Linked DNA regions of Homo sapiens: region 1 is linked to region 2. A link is a loop called in an ENCODE intact Hi-C map of the cell type or tissue named here. Cell type or tissue: endothelial cell of umbilical vein. All regions are shown on one strand. Links, peaks and the distances in the headings refer to the core of each region. The heading gives the core; the rest is flanking DNA. Region 1 has its middle 230 kb from the start of MIR4305. Region 2 has its middle 130 kb from the start of MIR4305.

Evidence for each region. Peaks named below come from ENCODE experiments on the same cell type or tissue, not always from the same donor. Only the 100,000 strongest peaks of a DNase experiment are listed, where the experiment ranks them.
Region 1: a loop joins it to region 2, with 4 times the contacts of the local background. A loop is called at or near these places in 3 of 110 quality-filtered maps.

What each region holds. Positions count from the first base shown.
Region 1 is chr13:39,886,546-39,902,628 of GRCh38, reverse strand. No RefSeq gene overlaps it. Among named protein-coding and RNA genes, the nearest start is that of MIR4305, 230 kb to the right of the region's middle. RefSeq lists an enhancer at 9,463-9,757. In endothelial cell of umbilical vein, for the core only: no CTCF peak of the experiment used is centred there; DNase peaks (open chromatin) are centred at 7,208 and 9,598; H3K27ac peaks cover 4,679 bases.
Region 2 is chr13:39,782,136-39,797,904 of GRCh38, reverse strand. It overlaps a transcript of COG6 not described here and the pseudogene RNY4P14. Among named protein-coding and RNA genes, the nearest start is that of MIR4305, 130 kb to the right of the region's middle. In endothelial cell of umbilical vein, for the core only: no CTCF peak of the experiment used is centred there; DNase peaks (open chromatin) are centred at 10,664, 11,654, 13,324 and 14,634; H3K27ac peaks cover 1,599 bases.

The sequences.
Region 1 (16,083 bases), core at 2,782-10,781, 110 kb before region 2:
CAAGTGATCCGCTTGCCTCGGCCTCCCAAAGTGCTGGGATTACAGGCATGCGCCACTGCACCCGGCCTTGAAGCTTATTGATTTTTATTAGCACACAATATCTTTTCTTCGACAAGTAACATCTTCCACAAACCAATGTCTTTGGAGTAAAAGCATACAATTTTTGACTCTATAAATGACTCAATTTTGAAACTCTCTCAAATCAGGTTTTTAACTTATAAATGGCAACATATAATTTTCAGGGATGCAGTTAAAATTCTATCACATCCACCTCCCTGGGATGTGTCAATTAATTACTTGTAGTAGAATTTTGGTAGAGTGAATATTAAATTCAGCCATTAAATTCCAAAGCAGCAAAAATGGGAGAGAAAATAGAGCTGATATGTGAGTGCTCTGAAATAAATCGACAGACAGACAAGTGACAAAGTCAAGATGTCGCTCTGTTAGTAACAGTTACCACTTACTGATGACAAAGATTCTCTCCTTGACCAAAGTTTAGTCAGGCCTCTCCGAGCCCTCTCTGGACTGGACTTCAGCCTCAGCTCCTGTTCTTGCCAAACCTGCAGAAGGCCAGTCTTAGCAAGAATCCTGCTAAGTCACTTTAGAGAAAATTTCTTACCCTTGATGTCTGATTACCCTTGATATCTGATCAAGTTCCTCTTCCCCTACTTCTGATATATAAGCCCTTGACCTGCCTTCAGCAAGAATCCTGTTAAGTCAGTTTAGCAAGAATCCCTCCTACCGTTGATGTCTCCCCTTAGTAGTGTTCCATCCACTGAAGCCCTCACTCTGCTCATTGGCTACAAAGCCCCAGCTGTCTCTGCTCTATCTGGAGTTGAGCTCAGTCTCTCTCCTCTGTTGCAATTGTCTTAACACCTATTGCAAGAGTCCTGAACAAAGTCTTCCAGTCTTTCTTACCATTTTAACAAGTGTCAGAATAACTTTTTCTTTACCACTGAGCATCTTTCCATTTATTTATTCTGTCTGTATTCTCTTTCAAGGTCTTGCAATTTATTTATTAACTGATGGGAAATTCACACTTTGGGGTGGTTTGGGTGAGTAATAAGGGAATTAAACTGTTTGGATTGATGCATTGTTTTGAAGTTAGTGATGAGAACAAAGAAGAGAAGGAAAAGATGGTAAGTTTCAGTTTATCACCTGGAAGATTGATTAAAAGGTCCTATTCTGCCATCTGGTTCCTAGATATCTCTAAACACATTTTTAATAGTTTTGGTAAATTGAGACACTGTCTTCAGAGGCTGCTGCTCACAATTTAACAAGATTATAAGTTGAGAGGGACAAATAGTCCTTACCTGGACATTTGAATATTGGAAGTGAGCCAGCTCACTCTCCAGGGAGTATTTTTCTGCAATTCTGTAGCTAGTATAGGAAAGGATCATGTAAAAAGGAGAATAACCTGGGCTAAGAACTAATCTCTCCAAACCTTACTGACGGAATCTTATTTTATTTTATAAGATGGAAATGCTTGTTAAGTTTTTGTGTAAGATTTTTGTGAAGCAATGCAATTCATTTCTGTTATGGTGCATTTTACTTCATACTTTCATATTTTTGTTACAATTTCCAATTGAACTGCAAGACCACTTGTACCTATTTTATGATAATTAACTTATGTGGCCTTGCAAACAAATTTTTAAAAACTCACTAACCCACAGGGACACTCATAATCTTATCCCATCAAAAGCAATTTTGTTGGCTTTTTAACCTACAAGGCTGCATTCATGATTCAAAGCCTTAATAGACTAGCATCACAACCAGAAAGAATAATCACACCAGTTGTGAATTAAATCTAAGACAATGATAAGGAGAAAATGGTCACAGTAATCATGTATTAAGAGATTAAAAATAACTCCCCCAAATAGGCTGCTGAAATTCACATCACAGAATATGATGTTGAGCATTTTAAAGCTCTCACTACCTAGTACTCAACAAACAAAGGCACGGAAACTCAGCTGAATGAGAGGAAAATTCTCTTATCTTGCATGGAATGATAATGAGAAACTTGATCTGTTATGTTATGCTGCCAACTCCAAGGTTGCTGTAAGTCAGTTATTTCATGAGGTCTTGCCAATAGTATGTTTATATTTAAGTGCAAATCAAGCTATGTCAAGGTTACAATGTTTAGTTGGAGAGAACATTTCAAACACCAAAGAACTAAATATTTTTAACCACAGGATCAAAAGGAGATGCCTTTTGCTCCTTATTGTGTACAAATCAGGACCTGAAACATTTGGGGCAGGAGAACCTGACAGGGAGAAAAATTCCTTTTAAAGGACAACACTGTTCTCCAGGCCAAGTGTAAAGTTAGAGAATTTCAGAATAGGAAAGAACCCCAGGAGTCATCAGATTCAGGCCTCTCGTGTTCCAAAAGAGGAAACAGCAGCGAGGGAGAAGAAGTTGGACTGGAATCCAGGTCTCCTGACTTACCAGTGTTTCTTTCTGCCAGAAAGATGCCTTCCCTTGTGTCGGAGGGGGCAGGATTCCCTTCTTCAGGTGGAACACAAGGCTAGCCCAATGCCATACCATGTACAAATTGTGTGCAAGTGGTGTAGACCACCTCTGTCTATGTGGGGTGTCATCCTTGTGTGGCGCTACAAATCCCACGGCCCACTAAGGAATAGCAGCTGAATAAAGCCTACTTCTTTATTTCCATCTCTTTATTCTGTCTGTATTCTCTTTCAATGGAATAAAGGCTTTGTAGGCTTTGTTTCCGCATCAATTCATTAATAACTCAAGTACTTACTGTTTCCATATTTAATTGTTTCTCTTTTTAGTGCCATTCCAACTAAAGATTTGAATTCAAAAATTAGTACATACAGGCCAGATATGGTGGCTCCTGCCTGTAATCCGAGAACTTTTGGAGGCTGAGGTGGGCAGATCACTAAGGCCCAGAAGTTCAAGATCAGCCTGGGCAACATGGTGAGACCCCGTCTCTATACAGGGAAAAAAAAAGTATATATAGAGCCCTTCATATTTAAGCAATAACCCTTTTCTTTTACTGTATTAGTTCTTTTCATTCTACTGAAGTTTCCAGAAGCATTGGAAAGTGTCTTCTTACACCAATATTTTCATAACTAGGCAATGTATGGGACTCTTCCCTAAGGCTCTGCCTATAGTTAGTCGAGTTTTATAAAGAAAGTCACAAAAACATGGAACCAGTTATTTAGATTTAAGATAGCTAAAATATGTATTTCAAATATTATTTGAAACTTTCTTCAACAACACTGCCATTTTCTGTCACCATTTCTCAATACCCAAAGCATTAATTTTTATCCTTCAATCTAGGCTCAGAAGTAAGCTTCTAGGCAGGTAAACACAACACTTTGTATAAGTGAATTTTAAAATCTTGTAGATATTGACTGATGAAATTCATCCCAGCTCCCCCATTCACTCAGTGTCAAAGGAGATATAAAAAAGAGCTTTCTTCTTCCCATCACTCTTTGTCCTTCTTTCCTTTCCTTCCTTGAAAAATAAGTCTCAGTCACCTACTATCAAGTAGGCAGTCAATTACTGTCTGTGGAACCAAAATAATTCATGGTTTCTGTCCTCAAGAGGGGGAAAACATGTTAATAGATAAACTCTTTTTTTTTTAAGTATTCTTTTAACATTTTTGTTGCTGCGGTGAGGAGGGGAACAAATCACATACCAAAAAAGACATTTGAGTCAAAGGATCCCCATGGAAATACCCTAAGATCCTTAAGTGTTGATATTTTAATCTACAATTTTCCAAATGTAGGAATTTTCTTAAGCCATGTGATCAATTTCTTTTTTTCCTGGAGTTTGAGTATCAGTCCCCATGCATTCTGGAGTCAGGCCATGAATACTGATAGACAAGAATTTCAGGAAACCTAACCAGTGAATGGGTTTTTGTAACAATCCAAGAAGCTGATAATACCAAAGGCTCCATCCTGGATTTAATTAAACTCCAAGTGTAGAGACTCTAAAGCCACAAATTAAGCAGAAAAAATTTAAGAAAAATTACCTAAGAAATCCTCTGAAAGAAGCCATTGCTTAGCTGTGAACTAACTACCTGTCACTCTGCCAAAGCATTGTACTAATTAAATACCCCGCATGAGAAATATCCTAGGGAAAACTAAGCCTAATTCAATTGATCATCTTACTCAATGTATTAGTTTCCTAATGCTGCTGTAACAAATTACCACAAACTTAGCAGCTTAAAACAACACAGAGGTATTCCCTCTCAGTTCAGAAGGTCAGAAGCCTAAAATCAGATTCACTGGGCTGAAGTCAAGTTGTTCTCAGAGCTGGTTCCTTCTGGAGGATCTAGGAGAGAGTCTATTCCTTTACCTTTTCTAGCTTCTGGAGGCAGTGTACTTTCCCTGGTCCCTGATCTGTTCCCCAGATCACTCTAAGTTCTGTGATTGCCACATCTCCTACTTCCTCCTTTGACCTTCTTGCCCCACTCTTACAAGGACCACTGTGATTACACTGGGCCCCCTGAACCTTTCCATCTCAAAAGCCTTAACTTAATTACATCTGCAAAGTCTCTTTTGCCTTATAGGATCGTATGCACAGGTTTTGAGGCCTACAATGTAGATATTTTTGTGGGGCCATTATTCAACCTAACACAGTCAGCCGGAAGTCAACTGGACTGAGGGAAAACCTCTAATTCACTCACCAATGTGGGTTAGAAACAAGGCTGAAATGTGGATGTTTAGATGACCTATTGCTCATCCTTCTGCACTATTTCTTTTCACGTTCAGTGTGGGAGGTTTTGTTACTGGCTAGACAGAGACACAGATTCTGGTTATTTTTTTTACCATTGCTTGCTAAGTCATGTTCCCATCTCTAACGTAATTTGCTTTACACTCTAACCCCAACATTGCTTTTGGCACTTGGTCCTGACCAATTCCCTCCCACTCATGGTGTTTGTAATTGACTCCCAGTGATACTGACGTTCAACTTGAGAGATTCCCCCTATTTCCTCCCCTCTCCCGTTTTTAAACTTTCTAGGGTTTTCACAAAATGTTGTGTTTTTGAGCCAAATGCAAATTTAATGGTTGTACATTACTTCTTTGAAAATTTAATGAATCTGTTTAAGAAGGTGACATCTAATTTTGATCTCCATCCAATGATTTCTATAAAATAGAGGACCCTTGGTTTATAATCTATACAAATTTCAGTCAATACAATAATTTTTCAACATTTCAAAATATGTTTAGGGGAAGAGAGAATCAAAATCATACTCTAAGACACCATAAGGTCATACTATTTCACTCCTACTGTCACTTATATAGACATAAAATTGAACAACGTAGTTTCGTGTGCTATTTATATTTGTTAGTCTTCCCTTCTCAGTTAGATTAGTTGTTCTTAATAGAAAAAAAAACCCTTTGCTTCTTTTATATGCTCAATGATAAATAGTATTGAATTGGCCACACAATTAGCAATCAAATTATTTTTGGCTGATTGAATAGTCTTTTCTTATAAGTCACATATGGCTATATTATTTTATTCCTTTCTACATATTTGGAAACATTTCAATTTAAACAAATTATATCTTTGAAAACTTGGGTTGTAAAAAAGAAAAATTATAATATGATGATTTACTTTCAATTAGGATATAAATTCCTATCCATGAGAAATATCCACTGGAAAAATATATATATATAATTTGTACAAGAATATATTAATTGACAAGGTAGGATATGGTTGTACCCTGATTTATTGCTTTGTTTTTGATCTTCAGCTTTCTAGCAATTTTTTTTAATCTAGCAATTTTTAAAATATCTTTGTGCTGCTTTATAATTCCATTATTCTATTCTTTTTAGAGAGAGAAAAACAGAGTGTTGCTCTGTCACCCAGGCTGGAGTGCAGTGGCACAATCATAGCTCACTGCAGCCTCAAACTTCTGGGCTCAAGTGATCCTCCCACCTCAGCCCCCCAGAGCACTGGGATTACATATGTGAGCCACTCACCATATTATTACTTATTCTTAATACCCCACGTTTGATTCTGGTTTATATATCATGATAGTTTCCATATTTACCATTTTTTAAACTTTCATTGTATTTTGTTTTGATTTTTACTTTTTACTAATGTGTAGCACATCTAAGAAAGCATATGGGTCACAGTATCCAGCCCAACGTATCTTCATCAAGTACCACCCCTCTCATAACCCCACAAGGGTGTGGAAACAACATTGCCAGTGTCCCAGAAGTCCCGGTCCTTCCTCCCCAAGCTAACCTTCCCTCAACTTCTAATACCATAGATAAATTTTGCTTGCTTTGGAACTCATTTTATTGTAAAATTTGCTTGTTTACTTGTGTCCAATTGTAAAAAGGTTCAGATTCTGCTCCCTCCAACCCCCCCAAAAAGAAAAGATTCCAGGGGATTCTGGGGATATATTTTCTTTCTTCTTTTTAATAGAGAAATTTATTGATGCGGTTAATTATCTCAATAATGTTATTTTCATCATTAAATCCATCTTTCTTCTTACTAATGGACCTCCTGTTTCTTTTCTCTCTATTCCTTTTACAAAAGCCTTGGAAGTCCCTCTAATCCTTACACCTTCACATTCCTTCCAGGGACTGCTGTCCTTTCTTGTCACTTGTAGTTCTCAGGATTCCTCTGGTCAGAGCCCACCTTCTTTCTCACTCTCAGAGGGACATGCATTTTATATCTTTCAAGGTGAACTCTCCTATTTTCCTTTGTGTGTTCTCAGTACAATTGTACTTTTCTTGTCTTAAAAGAAAAAAAATCCCATATGTATTAATTATAGAGTGTGGTTTAAATTTCTGAAGATTCCTGGGGGTACTTATAAGCATTTAATAATTATCATTTCACTTGTCTGGGTTATTTTATTCTTAAAATTTTAAACCTAGGAATCGTGCCTTATACTGCTTTGGGCTATATGTTCATCAGTTTTTATCATGCCAAATTCAAATGGCCACTGTGTCTTCTTTTCTGTGACTCTCATCCTCATTGACTTCCCTCTCCTGTGTTCAGAGGCAGATTGAAGTTTTGGCTGAGGCTCTATCCTCTGCTTCTAATATCAATGCTTCTCTCTCTGACTAATGAACCATTTGGATGATGGATATACTATGTGCTTGTTTTCCAGAAGATGCTTCGAATAATTCTTTCCAAGGAAATATTTTGAGCACTCTAAAGAATTTGAAGAATTGAAAACTCTTAAGTACATCTCACATTCTTGATACACTTGAACTGTAGGGACACAGAATATTATAGACGATAAAGCTCTTGACTGGAAGACAGGAAACATGTGTTCTTATCTTGGGCAGCCAGCTAACCAGCTATAGGATTTGAGGCAGGCCATCTGTAGGCATTTTTCTTCATCTGCTACAGGGATTGTGCTACAGAGATTTCCACGGATGTGGAGAAGAAAAGTACCTTGTACCTCTAGGGACACAGAAGAATCTATAAGGGTGCATATTTTTATGTCCCAAACTATAAGAAGTGAAATTACTGAAAATTATCTCGGGTTGTAGAGATGCATAGAAGCTTCATTGAAAAAGTGTTGTGTGAGAAAATCAGTTTTAAAATGTTGAAAATACTGGGCAAGAATATCTTTAGGATCTTTGATTTCTGATATTTATGAAGATCTTTAGGTTGCTTTCATTTCTGGAATTTTTGATCGCATCAGTCATTCTCTTTTCCTGTGCCCTGCCCCCCATGGAGTTTGTTATAAATTATACAATCCCCACCGATGCTTTCTAGGCCTTTTACTCCTCCAGATTTCCTAATGAAAATAAATAATTCTTTCTACTCAGTAAGAAATATAATCAAAAACCAAAGGACCAAGTCCTCCGAACAGGAAGCTCGCCCAGCCCAGCTCTCCCATTTGTGTTCCCTGCCGCTCGGTGCTGCCAGAACTGGGATGCTGGAAAGAACAGTGGGTTGAATTTCAGATCTGAGTCTTTTTGGTCCTGTGTTTCCCACTGTTGATGGGGTTCAGGACACACTACCCCAGAATATTTTAAGCTGAAAGAATTTTAGAAAACTGCAGAAGCAGGAAGGTCACTCTGATCTTCCCCCCACCTTTCTCACCTGCAGCAGGTCATAAAACCTAAAAAGCATTTTCTGACCTTCCCCGGATGCAGGGCATGAGACCCTCATTCATGAGGTGCCCTCCCTATACCCAGAGAAAAGGCATAGCCTTATCTCTGAAGATACAGGGTCACAGAGAAGAATCTAAACAAACGAGTCTTGCTAAGTTCCCCCCAGTTATTAGATCCAAGCATATTCTTCCACAACTGTCTACTCTTCATCAAACTTAGCATAAAAATACACAAGTTTACTATTTCTTTGTGTCTCTATTTCCTTATGAAGGCTTTCGTGCCACATAAAACTTATACTAAATACATTTGTATGCTTTTCTCTCGTTATCAGCCTTTTGTTATAGAGGCCTCAGCCACAAACCTAGCTTTGGTGAGAAAATGGTGCTTTTCTTCTCCTATACTAACTATGCAGATGACAGGAGCACTCTTTCACCTCCTGGGGCTCAATCCCTGAATGAAAAATTTCCATTTTTCTTCCTGTACTCTTAGAATTGGCCTAGAATCAGCTCTGGGGAGAGCTCCCTTATTGCAAGGAGACCAAAAGACTCTGAGGGCACTCAGTCTGCCAAAAGAGCCTTCCAACTAGAGCTCTGTTTTTCACAAGAGTCTATTTGGGTTGGGGTGAGGGACAAGAGCCCTCAGAGAAAATCCTTCAAGAAAAGCCCCAGCAGAATGGCAGCTCCAGGGACAGGGATTTTAAATCAGGGGAGCCAGCTGCTCCTTCTCCCCATTCCCATCTCAGACCCGCAGAGACACCAAGAGGAAGACGGGTGACAGAAATCCTTAGCAGTTGTTTGGTGACGGTGGCACCTAGGAAACAAACTATGAGATATAGAACCAGTAGAATAGGGATGACCAGTGTGAGAGGGATGCAGGAGAAGTAAGGACTCCTGCGAAAACATCTGGAGATGATCATAAACTAAACCTTTTTAAATACTATTTTAGAGTAAATTAAATGACACCATATTATTTATCTGTCTTTGCCACTTGGCCTCAGGAGAAGCTGGTTTCGGAATGAGACTCCAAAGAGTGGATCTCAATGGGCAGCCTCCCAATGATTTTTTCCTCTCCTAGGATGATGTATTGGAAAGAAACACTGTGAGTCTCTGCATCCCAGAATGCGAAGTAGAGCCCCTCTGAAGAGGGACTCTGGTAGCAGTGAAGAGGTGGGGTGAAAGTTGGTTCCGGTGGGTAGAAGACCTTTCCCTGCACCTGAAGACCTACATTGTCGTGGGACAAGGGAAGAGATCATTACAACTGTAAAGAATTAACTTGCATGAATAGTGAGGCACTGGAGTGCAGTGAGCCCAAAAAAGGTTAAGCTTTCTTATTCACACACACACACACACGCACACACACACAGAGTGGGAAAAGATACCTGAGAAATGGACACTATTTTCCTAATGACTGCCAAGAGTTGACTGTGGACTCCTTCCATCAAATGGCCAGATAAGCAATGGGGCCCTTCCTAGCTAGGACTTGGAAGCATTTTGGTCAAAGGAATGGAAGGGCTGAGCCTGTTTTGCTGACTCCCACAGGAAGTGGTGGGCCGAGAGCACAGCTACAGGCTTTCCTGTGCAGCGTAAATTGGCCCAATGTGTGCAAAACATTCTTATCTGATAAAGAATGGAAGTGCGAGCGTGTGCTAAAATGTTGGAAATAATATGGGGTCTCTGCTTCACTCTTCCCTCATTTTTCTTTCTCTGTTGTCTCTTCTTCATCTTTGGCAGTCATACTGGGCTCTGGGTTCTTTTCTAGCTTCTCATATGGTTTTGATTAGGAGAGACAAATATAACACAGAACAGAGCTGATCTGAGTTCTTCCCTCTTCTTCTGGATGAATATGCTTAATTGTTAATCTTCTTGTATGTTTACATCAGGAATACACACACATACGCACAGACACACAGACAAACACACACACACACGTATATTCAACATAAAAGCATCCCTTTTTAGCCTATCCCTTTTTAAAAGATGTCAAGGAAAAAAAAGTATTAATATAAAACCAACTACACTTTGCTAAAAACTATTTCTTTTCCAGGAGGAATAAACTAAACCTGTAATCAGACATTTGATTTCCAGTCCTGGCTCAGCGTCTAACTAGCTGTGTGCCTTTAGACAATTTTCTTGAAGCTTTTGGTGTTAATTTTCTTATCTCTAAAGATGAAAAATTTGGATTAGGTAAACTCCCAAGTACCTCCCAGGAGGTGTTATGATTATCTTTGTGAGGTATATTGGTACCACATTTATGATAAAAGCTAAAATGGGTCTCTACATGCACACGAAAATGAAGGCAAAAATAGCAAAACAAAACAGGCATTTGTATGTATTTCTCTAATGAAATTTTTTAAATGGCCAAAAAGTAAAGTGTTTTGCAGTTTATTAGCACCATTTTACTAAGCACATAGGAGCAGCAGGAACACAGATTTCAGAGCCATGTACAATATCTGACACTTAGAATGCACATAGTAAATGTCTGCTGGAGGGTGTACTGCTCTAGCTGCAGACAGGGTAGCATAGCCTAGTGACAAGAGCACAGAATTTCTAATAGTAAGACTCAAGTCTCAGCCCCACTACTTACAGCTCTGTAATTAAGAACTAGCCTTTCTGAGCCTCAGTTTCCTCAACTGCACAATGGGATGAATTCCTGCACTTCAAATCTTGGGGTAAAATCAAATGACAAAATACGTATGAAAATGTTTCACAAAATGTTGAGTACTTGCAAATGTTCAATTTGTTCTGTCACTGTCCTAAAGATACATGTCTGTTTCCTTAAACTCAGTATTCATTGGGCACCTTTGCACACTGTGATAAACCGATAATTTTACCCCAAATTATAGCTGACTCATTCAACTTTAAACTGCAGGAAGTATACCTGGCCACTAAGATGAATGAACAAGAGAAATGAACACACCCATATAATTTTTTTAAATTACCCAGTAAATCCATCTCACCAGATGAGCTGAGAAGTCTTTGCTTTCCAAATTCTACAGCCTCTAGTAGGGTGCTAGAAGTCTTTCCATCCTAAACACGGCCAACTCAAGGCAGAGGCCTGAGGAGTTTGCCTCTTTTATCATCCTAAAATAGCTTTTGTCTGTGTGGCAAATTTTAAAAACTGTTTATTTGGAAATAATTTGAAACTTACAGACAGCTTGCTTAAAAATAAAATGTATAAACACAATTGAAATCCTCTACCCAGATTTACCTGACATTTTACCCATCTGCTTTATCATTTGCTATTCCATCTATCTATCTATCTATCTATCTATCTATCTATCTATCTATCTATGATTTATCATCAAATTTCTTTTCTGAGCCATTTGAAGTAAGTTACATATGTCATGGTCTTTTACCCTTAAATATTTCAGGGTTTATTTCCTAAGAATAGGGGCATTTTTATACATTACCAGAATACAGTTATCAACTTCTATAAATTTAATATTGATACATCTTAAGATATCTTTTGCAGGAACTACGGCTTCCATGAAAGACAGTGGGATAGCTGGGTGTCAGAATTCTGTTTCCGTTCTTGTCCTTGCTCTCCCACTCCAGAGTACTAAACATTGAACATTCGAGCCTTAGAATGTACATCAAGGAAGTTGGCCTCTGCGACCTGTAAAGTGACTTCTGGCTTTGAGCATTATTTGCTCTAAGACCAGGCTGCAGTTCTGTCCCTAGGCAAGTTCCCAGTTCCAGGCAACTTGGAGCAATATTTATTCGGTCTGCAGGTTTGGAGAGAGTGGCTAGGAGATTCATATAACCTCACTGTTGGCCCTACATTGCATCATGTGGGCCCTTCTGCAAAGACATTTATGGGCATAGTGAACTCATCTTGTTCACCGTTATCTGCTAAGACATTCCACCCCAGGGCTCAGTGTGCTGTTATCATCAAAAACACTGTAGTCCTGGCCAGGCAAGGTGGCTCCCACCTGTAATCCCAGCACTTTGGGAGGCTGAGGCTGGTGGATCACCTGAGGTCGGGAGTTTGAGACCAGCCTGACCAACATGGAGAAACCCCGTCTCTACTAAATATACAAAAAATTAGCCGGGTGTGGTGGCGCATGCCTGTAATCCCAGCTACTCGGGAGGATGAGGCAGGAGAATCGCTTGAACCTGGGAGGCAGAGGTTGCAGTGAGCCAAGATCGTGCCATTGCACTCCAGCCTGGGCAACAAGAGTGAAACTCCATCTCAAACAAAACAAAACAGAGCAACAACAACAAAAAAACACTGTGGTCCCAAAATATAAGACTTTTTTTTTCTAATATCAGTGTGTATGCATGCAATCTAGTGGAGAAGGGGGACAAACATTTGGTAGTAAGTAGCAAAAGATTTCAAGTTATGCATCTCATGTTTCACTCCAGTTGAGTGTCCCTTACTTTTATTTTACCATTTATTGAAAATAAGCAAATTGCTGGTAAAGTATCCTAAATTTGCAATGGAAAAATGACTGTTTACAGAGTCACCTGCAAATCTACATTACACAACGTGAAAGTTGGTTTATTATTGGAAAGTGTAGGGGAAGTGTCTTTACCTAAAGGATGTAAGGTCACAAGTGTTCTATCTTCTGATGCCTCGAATGTACCAATGCACATCTTCCCCGGCCAGCCTGGCAGTCAGACCTCTCAAAGAGAATGCAGGGAGTGTGAGTGCCCCTGACATGGAGGAGGTGCCCTGTCCACACTCTGGTAAATAAAAGGTTGTGAATGAGGGCAACTGCTTTGGCTTATAAAAATAAAAAAATTAAAAGGGCAGAGGAATTGAGCAAGGAACAAAAACTCCAGCTTACAATGAAAATATCTTTTGAAATTTGTGATATTCATTTTTATAATTTAGGATCAGTTTTTACCCATTGTTCTCTATTGCTTACCCCCAAAATGACTGTCAATATGATTATTCATCTCCCATGAGTCTGTGTGTCACCAGTACGGTAAGGGGTGTCTCTTCTATTTTTAGACACAAAGATTATCCAAGCAAAAGGGCACATTCCACTTCCATTCTGCTGAGGGCAGGCTACACCCTGGCACAGTTTTACTCCTAACCACACAAAGGCTTGTTTTGAGAGGGGAGTGAGCAGTGGGTTGAGGAAGGTTTCAGCGAATAAGAAGAAAAATATTTCTAGATTTAAACTTGAACAAAGTTAACGCTGATAGCAGAGTTAAATGACCTGCAAAATTCAAAAGTGCAGACAGGGCATTGCAATCCACACCCAGTGTTCCCTGAAGGCAAAGACTATGTCTCCCATGACCCACAAGGGTGAGATTGATTAGGAAAAACCCCAGAGGGCAGAATTGATCTTTGAGGATTAGCCAGTCTTTTGTTTAAGGGTTTAGTCAATATTTTAGTAGGGAAGTGGATGGTATCACAGGCGCTGATTAGCCTGAGTGGCATGTTTCCTCCCTGAGTTGCTCCTGATCAGGGATACCTGACCTCCAGGTAGACCATACCTGCTAACTTGCTGTCCCCACTCCTGTCCCCACTCCCCAGGTTTTCTTAAAAACCAAAACTACCTCCACCTGGAAAGGCAGGGCCATAAAGAGGCCATCAATGCCTTTGCCTGAGACCTACCTGTACCCTCTACCTTCAGAGATGAAAGGCTGAAATGCCACCCACACCCAGTGGCATGAAATTCACAAGTCTGTCATTTTGGCTGCAAGGTAGGACATCTTCTGGCAAATTTAATAAGCAGATTCTCTCAGTGATAGGAAATTATTGCTTAATGCAACTCTATTTCGCGTGTTTAAAGCATTTTGATAGCAGTAGTCACCTGACCTGGTGTGAAGTACAAATAGAAGTTTTCTTTCCTTTTTTTCAATCTTTTCTCTTTTAAACTTCCATTTTTTTAAGGGGGATGGGGAGGTCAGGCTTTATCTTTAATAGGCCCGGTTCATATAAAACAACTTGGGTTTGAATTGTGAAGCTGGTATGATATTAAATCTGATTTACAGAGTGGCCAGCACTTGCTTAACGTTAAGTGCTCCTCTTGTCATTGGCAGGTCTATGATCCCTATGCATGTGGCTAGTGATGGAGAGAGGCTGTTGCAAAGCTATGAAAGAGCAGAGGGTGGCTGGGCATGGTGGCTCACGCCTGTAATCCCAGCACTTTGGGAGGCTGAGGTGGGTGGATCATGAGGTCAGGAGTTCAAGACCATCCTGGCCAACATGGCGAAACCCCGTCTCTACTAAAAACACAAAAAATTAGCCAGGCGTGGTGGCACGCGCCTGTAGTCCCAGCTACTCAGGAGGCCGAGGCAGGAGAATTGCTTGAACCTGGGAGGCAGAGGCTGCAGTAAGCCAAGATGGCGCCACTGCACTCCAGTCCAGCCTGGCAACTCTGTCTCAAACCAAAGAAGAAAGAAAGAAAGAGAGAAAGAGAGAGAGAGAGAGAGAGAGAGCAAGAGCGAGCAGAGGGCAATAAATGGAACCTAAACCAAAGTGTGGAGTTACTTATTGTAGATAATGCAGGTTAAAAGCCAGTTCACATGCCAGGTACTTCTCAGAAATCGCAAGTCTCTACAGCTGATAGAAACCCAGACTTTCAGACCGAATTAATGTCCCTTCACCTCGGGTTGCATCACAAAAATTGAATCCTCATCTGCTCTTCCACTTCCTAGCCTGAAAAGATCACCTGTAAAGTGGGAACACGTGGCCCAACAGGTAAACCACCTCCCCAGCTGCTGTGCTAAGGCACAGTAATAGATTTGAGAGTGGTTTTAAAAGTTTAACATGTACAAATTCAGAAGTCTGCAGAAGCACAATTTTGAGTTTCACTACAAAAAGGGTATAACCTCAAAAGATCTCTTTTATTCTAATAGTCCAAGTAAACAAATGCCACAGGCATTTATGTGACTTCGCAGGTCTGCATTTCATCAGTTTGTCAGGAAGCTAAACAATGTACCTATTAAAAACCCATAAAAAAATTGGACGCTGTAATTCTGATTTTTATTTATAACTTAATTCCAGTGAGCTGGCACCAACCTTTTAAAGAGATTTTTTTTTTTTTTTTCAAAACAGAGTATGACTCTGAGTCAAAACCAAATTGATTCCAGCTTTCTCAGTTTATTCATTTCCTTTTGATTTTCTGCATCTTTTAGTGGCCCTGCTGTTGCTGCTCAATTATTATGCTGCTGATTCCCTACACACCCTTTTTTCCCTGAAGAGACTGTAAAAAGTGAAGGGACAACATCCAGTAGTTCAAAGTCAGTACTGGAGTGAGATGGACAGGACCCACATTTCAGCAAAAGAAGTTAATATATAATCAAAATAATAGTACTCTATTACCAGTGGGGAGGGGAGGGGGATAAAGATACCAAAGACTGTTTTATGAAGCCAGTCAGCTTTTATAAAATTTGTCAAATTTATGAAAATTGACTTTCTCAATTAGGGACCTTCCTTTTGACTCTCCTTGGATGCCAGAGCAAAAGGCCCTACATAGGAGAAACAGCCTAGGCTTTGTAATCTCAAACCTGAAATATCTGACTGACTTTACTCCTTACTTATATGTATGATTTTGATAAATTACTTCAATACTCTGAATATCAGTTTCTTTATATGTAAGAGGAAGACATTAGTATAATATATGTTTTAGGGTATTGCCCTAAAACATGTAATAGAATTCAAAAGATTCTACATTAAACACCTATCGTAGTGCTTGGCACATAGGACATTCCAAATAAAGATAAGTCACAATTGTTACTTTGTCAAATGCTTTTTTTTTGCATCAATTGAGATGATTATGTTTTGGGTTTGTTTTCCTTGGTTCTGTTAATGTGGTATATTTCTCTGATTTTCATTTATCAAACCATCTCCGCATTCTGAGAGTAAGTCCCACTTGGTCATGGTATATAAACCTTTTAATAACCAAATTTGGGTGCCAGTACTTTGTGGATAATTTTTGTATCAATATGCATAAGGGATATTTATCTGCAGTGGTTTTTTGTTTGTTGTAGTATCTGCTGGTTTTGCTGTCAGGATAATGCTGGCTTCATAAAATGAGTTGGGAAATGTTCCCTCCTCTGCAATTTTT
Region 2 (15,769 bases), core at 7,770-15,769:
ACTGAGCACTTTCTATGTGCCCAGTATTGGGGTAAATGCTGAATGTGAAATAAAAGTAAGACACAGTCATTGATCTTAAGAATCAGAGTCTGTCTTGGGCAACTGACATATAAACCAGTAATTTAATACCAAATGATCGGTGCTGCAGTAGGCCAAAACACAGAGCCCTGTGTGAGTACAGAGGAGAAAGCCTTCATATCTGCTATCATCCAGTGGCTCTATTTCATGTTCGAAAATGTCCTTAAGCCTCTTATAATTCAAAAATTCTGAGGTCCTGCCTGCATGATGGTGAGTTTTCATGTTGTGTGTTTGGGACTCATCTCCTATCTTTTAATGCAAGATGCATCAGTGCATGAGTTAATGTCTCTGTATTTTCTTCCCAGTTTGGCATTTGACCAGACTTTGGGATAGTCACACCTCTCCAGCTTTTTGTCAGTTTTTCCATCTGTAAATTGAAATGTTAATATTTATCATAAACTTCTGTACATGGATAAATTAAACAATAGGATAGCGCTCAAAGTGGGAAGGGTAAAAACAAGCAAGAAGATTCGTATTCCATTAAGGTGATAAAAATGATGTAGGGCAATAAATAACAAATAAAATTGATAAGGCTAATTCTCTTAAGTCAGTGCTTGTTAGATTACGATGGGCACATAAAGCACATGCAGCTCTTGTTAAAATGCAGGTTTTGATTCAGAAAATCTGGGATCGTCTCAAGATTCTGTGTTTCTAACAGGCTCCCCAGGTAGGCCGATGCTTCTGCCAGGTAGACTACACTATGAGCAGCAAGATTTCAATGATTTCAGGCCCTACTGTAAGTGCAGGTATAATTTTCATAATTTCTAAATGTTTATTTACTTACCAGAGCCACTAAGGCATCACTTAAGATGGTGGTTCTCAAACTTTTTGGTTTCAGAACCCCTTTTACAATCTTAAAAACTACTGTGGAGCGCTTATATCTACCTGTACTTACCACATTTGAAATTAAAATTGAGAAAATTTTAGAACACAAGAGTATATCACCACATATCGTATTATTTTTCAGACTCATCATGTTATTCCATATCCTGTAGCCTCAAGAAAACACTACTCTACACTCATGAGAGACTGAGAATGAAAAAGCAAATGGTGTTTACTACTATTATGAAAATTCTTTTGACCTCCCTGATCCCTTGAAAGAAATGGCTGATTAAGACATTTTCCTTCCTTCCTCCCTTCCTCCCATCCTTCCCTCTCTCCCTTCCTCCCTTCCCTTCCTCTCTGCCCCCCTCCCTCCCTCCCTCTCTGCCCCCGTCTCTCTTTCTTTGTTTTTTGTTTCTTTCTACATAAGATCTCATTCTATCACCCAGGCTGCAGTGTAGAGGTGCAATCGCAGCTCACTGTAGCCTAGAACACCTAAACACAAGTGATTCTCCTGCCTGAACCTCCTGAGTAGCTGGGACTACAGGTGTGTGCCACCACGCCCGGCTAATTAAAAAAAAAAAATTTTTTTTTTTTTTTTTTTTTTTTTTTTTTTTTTTTTTTTTTTTATAGATAGTATCTCACTATATTGCTCAGGCTGGTCTCAAACTCCTGGCCTCAAGTGATTCACCTGCCTGGGCCTCCCAAAATGCTGGGTTTACAGGTGTGAGCCACTGCACCTGGCCAAGACATTGTTCTTTCAATATACATAGCTGTACCACAAACACTACTAAATTAATCAGAAAACAATCTATGGTCATTTAATTAACTTAAAGATGCCTTTCTTGAGAACCTAGTATATACAAATCAAGGTATCCAAGTTTTCCCATTAAAAATGTATGATTAAAGCTGTAGTTCTTATCTCTGGGAACTTTTAAAAAAATATCAATCTGATCTCCATTCAGATCAATTAAATTAATATCCCTGGAAATTAATACTGTTTAAAAAACTAAGAGGTGATTCTAATTTGCAGCCAGAATTAAAAACCACCACTAGGTTAAGGAAGCAGGATATAAAGTACAGAGGCCCAAAGTAGAAGAAAGTGTGCACATGGGGTCAACATTGCTTAGGGGTCAGATGGACCAGGTCAGAGTCTCGGTACTATTGTTATCTAGCTGTGTGATCTTACACAATAAGCTTATCATCTCTCACTTTCAATTTCTTTAACTATAACTTGGGATAGTAATGGTTCAAACTTATATAGGGTTGTTGTGAGGATTAAATGAGGAAAAGCATGGAAAGCACATGGTAAATATTCATCAAATATTAGCATTATTAATAGAGACATTAAGCACTGCAAAATCTAACCAGACAAACTATGAATTAAACACGTTATGTTGGGATGGAAGGTAGGTTGCAAACATTTGATATGGACCTGGAAGGAAGATAAAATTAATCTGAAGGCAATTGCCACTCTTACTATCACCCCTGGCACAAATTGGCTTAACACAGCTTGGGGTATGATTGAATAGCGTGTTTTTGTTTTTGCTTCTTTAATCCTTGATGGAGAAAAGGAGCCAAAGTAGTAGGTTTAGCAGCAAGGATTTTTGTCTACCGCTGATGGGTTCTGAAAGGGTTTGTTGATCTCCAACACTAGATCTTTCACATCCTGAGAAAGGAGCTCCCCTGAAACCATAATAAACCAGCCAGGCTATACTGCATAAACAGTCCCATTTACTGTTAGTATATAAACATTGCTTTGGCATTAATATAGAAAATATGAATCAGAGGGTCTTATTCATAAATACAATATTTGGATAAGAAGAAAAGCCACCGTAGAGTTAATTTGCCTGTAAAGTCAAAGGGAAAAAAGAGGTGGAAGTAGAAATTCTGCTGTCAGCTTCAAGTAATACTTTGGATACACGGCAATTATCTGGTTAATCTGGTCAGTGTGGAAAAATTCAAGAACTCTTTCAAATTGGCTAGCCACACCGACCAAAGTATTCAAATAAGTAACAAATCTCTACTTTGTATTGGGGAGAGGGGTAATGTTAAAAATATGTAATAAAATGGTACAATATGAAAAAATGGTACAGTATAGGAACTAACAATCACAGCAGATAATTGCCCAAGCAGACCCAATGTCAACTGTAAATATATGGTTCATCTGTACTTAGGTGTACCCACTAACTATCAGCTTTAGGGTGGGTGTCATCTCTTGTCTCTTTTTTCTTAGCACTCTTTCATGAAAATTAACTCTTCAAGATATGTTACCTAAATATTTAAGGATCCCAGCTGGTTTTATGTACTCATCATTTTAACCACTTAACAACAACAAACAGTCTTTATTTTTTATTGTAGAGACATCTGAAGCAAAATAAAGAATTTTAATGCTCTGTGTCTTTTCAAAATAGATCATTTAGAATACTGTTAAGATTGTTTTGCTGGGCATGGTGGCTCTCACCTGTAATCCTAGCACTTTGGGAGGCCAAGGTGGGTGGATCATGAGGTCAGGAGTTCAAGACCAGCCTGGCCAAGATGGTGAAACCCCGTCTCTACTAAAAATACAAAAAATTAGCTGGGCACGGTGGCAGGCACCTGTAATCTCAGCTAGTCGGGAGGCTGAGGCAGGAGAATTGCTTGAACTCGGAGGGTGGAGGTTGCAGTGAGCCGAGATTGCACCACTGCACTCCAGCCTGGGCAACAGAGACTCTGTCTCAAATTGTTTTTTAAAATGGCAGAGTAAAACAACAAGGAAAGGTAATAGAAATGCAAGCTCCACCCATGGCAACACTAGGAAGTATATATATAACAATATATAAGAAGAGCTGGCAAAATCAGTGGAGATCAAGATACCAAGAAAAAGTGCTCAAGCTGCCAATCTCAGAAAACAACAGAATACAGTTTTCCAAGGTTTGTCCCTTAAAGGGATAAAACCAACAATCTCTTGTTTGAAACAACATACATAAGTACTCTTGATAGCTTCAGGAAGCCTGGAAGGTATGGTTGAATGAGGAATCACAGAGAGAAGCCACCTTTGCAGGAAATGACCCATCAATTAGATTAGAAAGCGAAATACTGAGTTTAGTTAAAGAGATATAATGTTTCAGTAACTCATCACATACACACACAACCCTGAATGTTAAGAAGAATATTTGCTAGCTTGAAACATGGCACTGATCCCTTTTCCCCACAAACCTCTAACAAATCGCTGATCCAGAAATAATTTATGTACTTCAAAGATACTGCAAAGAGGAACAAGGGGTGAAACAGAAATTTTAAATACCACAGAAAGCACTTACGTCAGAAAAAAATAAGTTGCATTTAACAAATGAACATTTTGACCAAGTATATATCATTGTAAATTTTAAATCTTTAAGAAGCAACCACTTCTCTAAATCAAGAGCATAAAGCAGAAATGCAAGAGCTCAGAGAATTTATAGTAGGACAATAGAAAGAGATGAAACATGAATTGATAACATAGGAAAAAGTGAAATGTAAAACTATAATAATTCTACAAACAAAGGTCAAACTGAAGCAAGTGAGAAATACAGTAAGGATTATAGAGAAGAGAATTGAGAAAAGCAAGTAAAAGTATATGAAAATAGAAAATACTATACTATAGTTAACAATACTGTATTGTACACTTAAAAATTTGTTAACAGGGTAGATCTCATATTAAGTGTTCTTACAACAATAAAATAAAGTTTGAAAAGCAAGCAAAAATTAAGGCTTATAAGAGATATAAGAAAAATATAAATGGCAGAGAGAATAAAAAGGCATAATTTCTATCTGAAGAAGAGGACAATATAATGAAAGTGGCAAATATTTATTAATATAATTGTTTTTAACTTTCAAGAATTGAGTGAAGATTTGATTCTACAAATAAAGGTGACATGCAATGCTGCAGGAAAAATTGATACAGAAGAATCATTGTTAAGATGGTCTAGTAAAGTCACTGAACTTCAAAGATAAAATATCAAATCAATTAGAGTGGAGGAAAAATACTCATGCTGTTCTCAGACAACTTTAATGCTATATTCACTACTAAAAATGACAGTCTGTAAAACCTACAAAGTTCTCAATGAAAAAAAGTAACCTAAGAATTTTATTCTTAGATAGGGTGAACAACTTGTCCTGGTTTACTCAAGACTGTCTCAGTTTTAGCACTGAAAGTTCTACATCCTAGAAGCCCCCTTAATTCCTGGGCAAACCTTCATTTCAAGTGTCCATACAATGCTTATTACAATGTCATGTATTAGGCTACAGTGAAGAGCTCAGTGAATTTCTACCTGTATAAATAATACACATAACATTCTCTAGTTACTTGAAGTAAACCTAGAAATTAATGTAAAAGCTAAAAAGTAGAAAAATCTCTACCATTGCCTATTTTCTTCCACCTCTGCCACCTTTGAGACAGCAAGACCAATACCCCCCTTTCTCCTCCTCCTCAGCCTACTCAGTGTGAAGACAATGAAGATGAAAACCTTTATGATGATCCACTTCCACTTAATGAATAGTAAATATATTTTCTCTTCTTATGACTTTCTTAATAACATTTTCTTTTCTCTAGCTTACTTCATTGTAGGAGTACAGTATATAATACATATAACGTACAAAAATGTGTTAATGATGTTTATGTTATCATAAGGCTACCAGTCAACAGTAGGCTATTAGTAGTTAAGTCTTGGGGGATTCAAGAGTTATACACGTATGTTCAATTGCACGGGGGTTGACACCTCTAACCCCTGCGTTGTTCTGGAGTCTACTATATAATGAAATAGTTGGGGGAAGAAAACTGATTTCTTAAACTACTTTGAAATAAGTCAACGCAGTAAGATGGATTGCTGGATAAACAGAGATAAATGTTACAAATGATCATAAAGAAAATGTTATTTGTAGAATCTATGAAATCAATAAATCTATGTGTTCCCTGTATAATTTTTTTCAACTTTGTTGTATGTTTAGAATTTTTCATAGCAAAATATTGACAAAAAATTATCTCAAGAAATTAGAAAGCAAATGACAAAAGGAAATTTTGGTAAGTATGAAAACTGAAATTGATAATGTCAAAACAGAAAAATGATAGAGTTAATAATTCCAAAAACTACTTTAAAAAATAATGAAGTGGATAAACAATTACCTAATTTAATAAAATAAGTATTAAGCAGAAATATGCAACATTTACAAAGATAATAGGAAATGATCATAGACACACAGACTTTGAGTTATTCACAGAAGAGTACTTCAAGTCTGCAAATAAGTTTGGGAACCGAGAGATAATGTATAATTGTTTATGACAATAGAAAATTTCCAAAAAATGACACCACAACAGATATAAAACCTTATTAACCATATATTTAAAATGTTGGTTGCCTCGTTTTATTCAGCAGTTTTGTATATGTTCTGTAATGAGAAGGTTTTTTTTTCAGATATATAATCTACCATATTGTCATAAATAGAAGTTTGCAAAAATCTCTTGTAAACTACAAACACTCTGCAAACATAGCACACAAAAAAGCAAACCCATAGACCATGGTCATTTATTAATACTGATGCAAAATCTTAAATAAAATACCCATAGACATAATCTGCTAGAATCAATGCCTAGATCATTCGATATTAGGAAATCTGTTACTAAAATACTATGGATCACATATTAATTAGTCGAAAGAGAAGAATCATACTTTCATTTCCATAGATGCTTAAGAGCTTCAATACAATATAATAATACCCATTCTAGATTTTTAAAATCTTAAATACCAAAAATAGATTCATCTTAACAGGAATCACACATATATGTCTATCTAAATCTATCTAGATATACATATAGAAAGTGGGTGTCTGTCTGTTTGTATGTATGTATGTAAGTATACCAGCTTCTTGCTAGCGAGATTGTCATTGAAAGCCTTGTTTTTAAAATCTGGAACAAGAAAGCAAGGCTTTTGTAAGCAATCTTATACTGTTCCTGAGGCAACAGTCCATGCAATTAGACAATAGAAAAACATTTTCTTAATTTAAGGTGGCAACATTATTTTTATAGGTGATATAATTGTTTACCTGAAAAACTCAAGAGAATCAACTTAAAAATATAACACAAATGATGTGAGAATTCAGAAAAAAGACTGAGAAAAAATTCATAGTCATTATATATATGAAGAACAACCAGTTAGATGATATATTAACAAAAAGTATCTAGAAATAAGCCTAATATAAAAACGTTAAAATTATACTTAGGGTCATAAACAAAGACTTTAAAATATGGACATAAAGTCCAATCTCAAACAGGAAGATTCAATATTATAAAGATGTCAGTTCTCCTTAAGTCAATATATTTTAATTCACTCTACTCCCAACAAAAATACAAACAATATTTTTTAACTACAGGAGATGATTCTTAGTTTATGAGAATGCAAAATTTATGAAGCAGATGAAATAGAAATTTATAAAATAGAAAAGTAATGAGGAAGAACAGTATCTATGAGATATTAAAACATATTGAAAAGTTACATTAATTAGTTTATAAATCTACAGATACTAGACTCATGCTTTGTGAATAGTAGAAAGATCAACAATGGGAAAAAGACTACAAAAGCCAGAAATAATAATAAGTAGAAAAGCAATAATAGCTTATGTTATTTAGAGCCTCTTGTATACCAGGCTACACAATTTTAAGCCTTACACAATTTTTACCTTGCATTTTGTTATCAGCAATCTCATGGTGTTATTGCTATTTTTATCCTCACTTAGTGCATGAGGGAATTGAGAAAAACAAATTACATAATTTGTTCAAGTTTGTACCACTCGCAAATAAAGGAGATAAACTTCAAACCCAGATAGCTGGACTGCAGAGCCCACACTCTCAAATATTATGCCTTACTGCCTAAACACAAGGGAGAATTTAATAAATGAAAAGTGTATTTCAAATCACTTTCAAAGTGAAGGTTAGTCAATATAACCTACCTGGTTAAAAAATAGCAATGGAACCCTACCTCACATTTATTTAAACAAATTAATACCAGGTGGATAATATATTTAATATTTAAATAAACAAAAATTTAAAATAAAGATCAGGTATGTTATAAATAGTTTTGGTGCCACAAAATAAATAGCACTCAAATATAAAATTTTCTTTTTTTCTTCTCAGCAAGGCAATTTACTTCTATAGAAGGGTGCGCCCTCACAGATGGAGCAATGGTGAGTACACCCCTGGACAAGGAAGGGGAAGGTGTTCTTATCCCTGACGAACGTGGCTCCTGCTGCTGTGTCATTCATCTATTGGCTAGGTTAGACCACACAAGCTAAACTAATTCCGATTAGCTAATTTAAAGAGGGTGAGGGGGTGACTGGTTTGGTGGGAAAAATGGTTATGGAATGAGTCAGGGTGGAGAATGAGACAGGGTGGAGCAGGTAATTGGAATAAGTCAGGGTGGAGCAGGTGATGGGAATGAGTCTGGGCAGAGCAGGTGATCAGAATGAGTCAGGGTGGAGCAGGTGATTGGAATGAGTCAGGGTGGAGCAGATGATCGCAAAAGGTTGCTTTATGAGGAAGTGAAGTTTAAAAGTAGAAGGCAAAGAATTGAACGTAGTGACATATTGATTCTTCGAAGAGAAATTAATAACTCATGTCTAACAGGTACATCATTGCTGCATGATTCTTAACAACAAAATCAAAATATCCATTAACTAAGGATTGGATTATAAATTGGAGTAAATTCATACTGTGTATTACTGTTCAGTTATTTTAAAAATCGAGGCAGCATTATTTATACGGCAGTGAAATATGATGCAAAACATATCATTGAGCATAAAAAGGAACAGAACTTTGTGTGTAGTGTGCTATCATTTGTTTTAGACGTGTGAGTGGTCTGAGTGCAGATGCACAGATGATCTTTAAAGTATGCAGGGGAATTGGAAATTAGGCAACAGGGATTGCCTATGGGGAAGAGAACTTGATGGCTAAGGTCCAGGGTAAGAGGAACTTAATGTTTACTGTATATCCTTTTTTGCCTTTTGAGATTTTTACAGTGTACATGCTATTACCTATTCATAAATAATAAAATTTAAAACCAACAAGTACAAGTGAGTATATTTTAATCATCCCCTGCGTAATGCTATCTCTGCCAGGTGAAGTAAGCAACTTTTGTGAAAACACAAAGAATAGTGAAGTTTAGAAGAAAAGAGTGGTGGAGAAAAAAGTTAATAATGGATTTTTAGGGCTTACTTTTCTTCAGGTCATCTTGTCTTTTAACAATCTATGAACACTAAAGTTATTTAGAAAGTAACACATATTTGAGATAAGAACAACAATAGTGATAATAGCCAACACAATTGGTGTTTACACTTAGACAGACACCATTTTAGTGCTTTGCATACATTTACTTATTTAAGCCACACAGCAACTCTACATGCTGTGTGTGTGCGTATTATGATCCGCATTATTCTGAAGAGTAAATCTGAGTTTCCATTTGGTTCATCCCTCACAGCATTTCCACCAGATGAAGAGTCACAGAGTAGACAGGGGAAGATGACAAAGCCATCTGGCCACATTTCTATAGCCAGTCCCCAAGGCAGAGTTTTCCGAGACATCACCTCCCACAACTGGAATGGCTCCAGAAGCACAAGGTCCTGCACTGGTTACAAGATGATCATGGGCCGTTGGGTGGACGCCTGTGAGCAAATGCCAACAATCAAAGACAATGTTGCTGATGGTGCAGTTTCCTGCTTTGAATACCTCACATTCCTGCATATTCACAGGGAGGGCTGAAATAAATATTCATCCAGGACCATATACTGATTACCATGTGGTGGAGTACGTGTGAAGATGGAAAGGGCAATTAAGCACTCTGCTTACCGTTTATTATTTTATAGTGGTAACAGTTGTCACACAGGAAAAGCTCTAAGCATGGCATTTCGAGAAAATTCCATGCCAAAATGTAATTGCTCCACACCTCTATCCTAAGTGGCTGAAATTCCATAGCAAGGAAGCATAGTTGCCTTCTGTCTGCCAACTGCAACTTTTTAAAATGAAAATAAAATGAAATATATACAGTTTTCCCTCACTATCCATGGGGGATTGGTTCCAGGATCCCCACAGATACCAAAATCCACAGATGCCCAAGTCACTGATATAAAATGGTATAGTATTTCTATATAACCTACACACATCTTCCCGAATACTTTAAATAATCTCTAGATTACTTACAATACCTAATACAATGTGCTTAGTTGTTATGCTGTATTTTAAAAAATGTTTTAATGTCGTATTGTTGTTTTTTTCCCAAATATTTTCAACTAACTGTTGGTTGAATCTGTGAATGCAGAACCTGCACAAATAGAGAACTGATTGTGTGTGTGTGTTGTATGTGTATATATGTATATGTGTGTATGTGCATAAATATATATATAGTTAACACTTAACAAATAAGGTGAATCATATTAAAACAGCAAACACATAGGACTCAGTCAGTTATTTGTTCTGAGCCTCACTATGCCTCTTAGTAACTCTATGCAGCCAGGCAAGATTAGTTAATCTGTTTCTCATCTGTAAAATGGTGAAACTAATTCTCATTTCTTAGGGTTGTAGGGTGAGTTAATACACACACACACCACACACACCACACGCACACACACATCACTTGATACAGAATCCAGTTAAATGCTAAAGCATGCAGTTAAATGTTCCACTAACATCAGTTTCCTCCCACACTTTCCTACCAATTAACCCCATCTTCTTGGCAGGCAGTGCAAGAACACTTTGCTGAAACTAAATTTGACCATCTTGCCTGGAACTGGCTTTTTGTGCAGTGACCACCCACACTCTCTTTTTCACTCCACTCCCCTGACCCTTGACCCAGTCTGCTCATTATAGTTCACAGCATGATGAGCCAATCTCACAATGAAGAGGGACATTTCCTACCTTTGAGAAAAAAAATGGGCAGAGAACCAGCAGACTTGTGGTGCCTTCCATTTCCCATCTGTAAATTTCTCAAAATCCCTTCCAGTAAGCAATCTCTTGGGGCTCATAATGTGATTAATAGTATTAAGTGTCTCAGTTGTCTTGAGCATTTCAGATGCAAATCTTTCTTAATAATGTATAGTTATTGTATTATGGATGGGAGACAGTTTGATCAGGCTTCTTCCTCTTCTCATGCATGCTAGAATCTGAGGGGGCTTACACGAATCAATCAGTCAACCAACAAGTAAAAGTTTTGCTTCATTTCAGCAATGAGTTAATAGGGTTGCTGTGGGTCAAATCCAAGTGTCCCCTCTGGAATCCAGAGACCTCAAATCAGCAGGGCTAGATAGAATTCACATCACAGAGTGGCTCTTCCTGGGAGCCCTATAAAAAATGATTATCAATTTCATATTTGTCTGAAATGCCACCTTTGTAAAGTTGAATCTTAAAAGTGCAAATATAAGTGAGTACCATTTTCTCTCTGCAAACCTTGTTTCAATATCACTTACCCTACTGGGGTTGTCATTTTCTTGAAATGTGATTTCCAAACTGTCCAGTCCTAACAACTGTGCATCTCCTCTCCACTCCCTGCCCATTGACAACAAACTCTGCAGGATCCCACGATCACCTAGAACCACATGCCCTTGTCCGGGCATCCACTATTCTCCTTCCACTCACTGTCAGCTGGATTAAAAGGGGCCGAGCCAGTGTTCAGCTGCCCTCTTTATCTGCCTCCCCATTCCTTCCTCTGGCTATTCATGCTGCCGCAGAGGTCTGGACCAGCTTCCTGTAATCTCCTGGAGAGGGAAATTTCTCCCTTTAGCCTGGCCTCCCAAGCCTGGTTGTTTTGGGTCACTGATTTCCTCCTCTCTTCTCACTAGGGTTCATATAGCTTCCTTTGCTAGCCTGCTAACCCTTCTCCACCAGTGAGGAGTTTTAAGCCCTAGGATTTCAGAGTGCTCCTATGTTTCCTGCTGTTGGAGTGCAGGATTTCCTGAGCCAGGGATGTATACGGTTGAGGCACTGCTGGGCTCTATCCTGACTGTACCTTATAGAGATCATCCTACTCTCTGTACATCACATTTGTATCCCAGGGCATTGAGTTCTGTCCCTACTTTGATATATCATTTCCTTCACTCCCCAAAGCTGAGCAAAGTGGAAAATCCTCCATCCTCCAAGTACTCTTAACCCCTACTCTCTCCGTTTTGATTTGGGAGTGGTCCTTCTGCTTCAATTTCTCATCTGAAGGATTTAGTTTAAATACAAGATAAACTAGAAAAGCAAGATGTTGTATGAGGTGTAATCTTCCAGCTGAGGTCTCTTCTGAATGCCCTATCAAAAATATTAAATAATTCAAAAATAAAAGGATTAGCAGAAATACCTGTTAGGGTAAATTCTCTGATCCTTTTTGTTTCTGATGGAGGAGTGTAAGTAGACACTGTTAACAATTTAAAGGATGAATTGTGTGTACGAGAGAACTCCTGAATAGTAACTAGAAAATGACCATAGACATAAGTTAATTTTCAATCTGAGAAGGGCTGGTCTGATGGTAGTGGGTTATCAGAATTTATTAACATTAGTGTCACCAAAGTTGGTATAAAACCCCCAACTGCTAAATTTGACTGGCTAGAAAAACTAAATAAATATGAGAAGGTAGTATTTACCAGTGAAGACCCAAAGTAAAATACTTAATTTCTCACATGGCCAGATAACAAGAAATCCAACCCCTTTAATCCCTGCCTTACTACCTTCAGTTTTCCGACATCCTCACTATATACCCTGATATAGCCCAGAATGCCAAGGAGTTTACTAGAATTTCAACAAATTCTCAGTTTTCCAGTTTTATTTCTGGAGCAGGGACTCAGATGCACCTCTTTTGATGACCTTCATTGCTGTTGCAAAGCAAGTATCCTTCTTCCAAAGGTAGAGCTAGCTGAATTCCAGGCATTCAAAAAGGTTCTCTGTTGACTATGCCATAGCCACAAGGCTGAAGCATATTGCGGTTGGCCATGATCAAGGCCAAGGACCTGAGACTGGGCCTTCACTCCAATTCCTGCCTAGTCCCTGGCAGTTCATCAAGTTAGACTTGCTCTTCCCTAATACATTGCTCATTTAGGAGTTCCCACAACCAAATGACACTGAGTTGAACATGTTAGCCCTCAGACACATTTTTTTCAGGCTACCAGACTGTCCCCAGGATGCATGCTCATCTCAGCACCCATACTCTGGGAGCTCCTGAACCACCAGCCTTCAGAGTGGGAGCCCAGAGGTTCCTCTCTTTCTATTCTCTTGAAAACTTTATTTGAAGGACTTCACTGTTCTCCCCTGTTCCTGGGCCTTGGTTAAGGACATTATCTTCATCAAAACAGGTTTCCTTAACTTTGAATCTAAGAGAACAGGAGCTGGAAATCTCCTTGTAGACATCTGGACAATTGCCACATGAATTATTCACTCCTTTACAGTAAACTAAAAGCTCTGGTTATTTACAGTTTCTAACAAATTCCAACTCAGTGAACTGTCTACTGTGTTCTAAACTATGAACTCCTTGTGAACTTCAGGTCTTGTTGACTTCTATATCCAATGCTTACTGCCCCTGGTGCAGAACACTGTTCAGCAAATACTAGTTGGACGGATCTGAAGCCCAGAGCTCCTGCCTCTTCTAGGTAGTGGTGGTCTCCTCCAAGTCTCTGCTGGAGTTTACCAACTAATCTAGAATCCACCACTCATTGCTCACAGCTATTCTAGGCCATGCCATTACCCTCATAGGATGTTCTCCTGACGGGTTCTGCACCTGAGCTATTCTTTGCAGGTGATGTCAGGTGTGCTGTACTCTGACAAATAGGTATATTCTAAGTGTTCCATGAATAGAAGCTCTTGGCTCATCAATGAAGGTGATGACAGCTTTTCCAGGCACAGCCTTCTCCTTATCCCTTCTTAATGTATTAAATGGGCTGTGTGGAGTGGACCGTGTTATGTGACCAGATGGAGCCGGCCCTGCATCAAACTTTGCAGCAACCAGCTTGCTTCCCTTCTTACCACACTTTCTCCCCCCAGAATCCATGCTGTTTGGGGCCACTTCCAGCCTAGCTTCCACTTCCTGTAGGCTAGAATGAAAAATGATCTCACTTGCCTTCAGGTTATATGTTTATCAGAAGACCTTCAACAAAAGAGGAATGGAAAATGCCCTCGGTAAACTCAAGTTGGACTTCTACATGAAAATTGTGTTACAGTTGTATTTGGATGGCCACTTAGCTTGAGGAGCTGCCTATAGATAAATGATGTTCAGGTGTGCTGAGATTAAACTGAGACAGATTCTAGGTCATTTGTTGGTTTGGGGTCAGAGTCCAAATTAGTGACTGTATTTTATAATATTGAATATCTGGTCACTTAAGGTTAGTTTGGATTGGTGTGTAGTCTAACAGGCCTCTGGGAAGTATTGTCCTTTTCAATCTCACAAGCACATTAGTAATACTGCCAACTGTACCATCATTTTAAAATAAAAAAGATACAGTGCTTGACTCTAAGAATTTAACATCAAACAGAGAGAACAATTTTAAAATAAGGCATTGTGTTTATGACATTAGGAATGAAAAAAACAAAACAAAACAAAACAGAACAAAAATGAACAAACAAATATTAGTCATCTGGTAACTAAAAAATCCAGGCTTTTGTGTTGTTAAGCATCAACATTTTCTAAATAATACCATCCTACTTGCCCAATGGCTGCCACACTCTTGTCAAGGACAATATTTATTTCCATTTAAAAAGTAAATATTTCCTAACAAAGGGCATAGGATTGAATGATATAGCTTTGTCTCCACCTGCAGGAATAAAGAGAATGAATTATTATTTGTTATTTGAAAATATGTAAGACCTCTAGGATCATCATTAAAAATATGAGGTGAAATCAATACTCGAGCTTTACTAATACATTCTTCTATAATGAAGTAATTGTAAAAAAGACATAATTAATGTGAGCCACTATGCCTGTTTAACTTTTTGCTGAACTATAATATATGTATAGAAAAGTTCACAGTCATCAATATACAGCTTGATGAATGATCACAAAATAAACATACTTGTCTAACCATCATCCAGATCAAGGAACAGGACATTCGCAGCACCCTAGAAGCTCCCTCAAGAATCACACTTACTTTTCAAATCAGGATTCAAAGTCCTAGTTTTTAACCTATTCACCAGTCACATCCCATGGGAAGAAGGCATCTTATGGGCACGTGAGCCACAGACTCCAGACATGCTGTTCCCCCCTGAGCACCGTGGTCTAGGTGCTGCCCCTAAGAAGGCCATTGCTAGCCCCTGTTGTGATGGGGGGAGGCAGCCCCTGACTTCCTATGGCTCCTGTCTTCTACTGTGGCTCCAAACACAATCAGCTTGTGCTCATGTTCAAGGACAGGTGTAGCTCTCATTTTCATTTCATCCTCAGTCTGGATGAAAATGAGGAGAGATTGAGGTTTTCTACTCATCAAAACCCATTTCTGGTGCACTTCTTGAAGATCCATGGCACACAGTATTTAGGGAGGACTCCTGTCTGACCTGGACAAGAGGGGGGCCTCCCACAGGTTACTACAAGCAGCATGTCCAACATTCTACACCTCCACCAAGGAAGAAATTAAACTCTTTTGCTGATTGCCCAAACTACAACTTCTAACTAAAATAGATCTGCATCTGCTTTAGGTTATCTTAAGCTACCTGTTGTCCAGTGTCTTGAAATGATTATTTCATAGTTTTTTCAGATTTTCGGTTGTTTCAGATAGAAGGGTACCTCTAGTCCCTGTTACTCCATATTGGCTGGAAGCAGAAAGCTGAAGAGTTATCCTCTGATGGCCCTCTGGCCTCTTGAAAAGAGCGAGGTTTCTAGAAATACAAAGCATCTGATGATTCCTAGGCTTT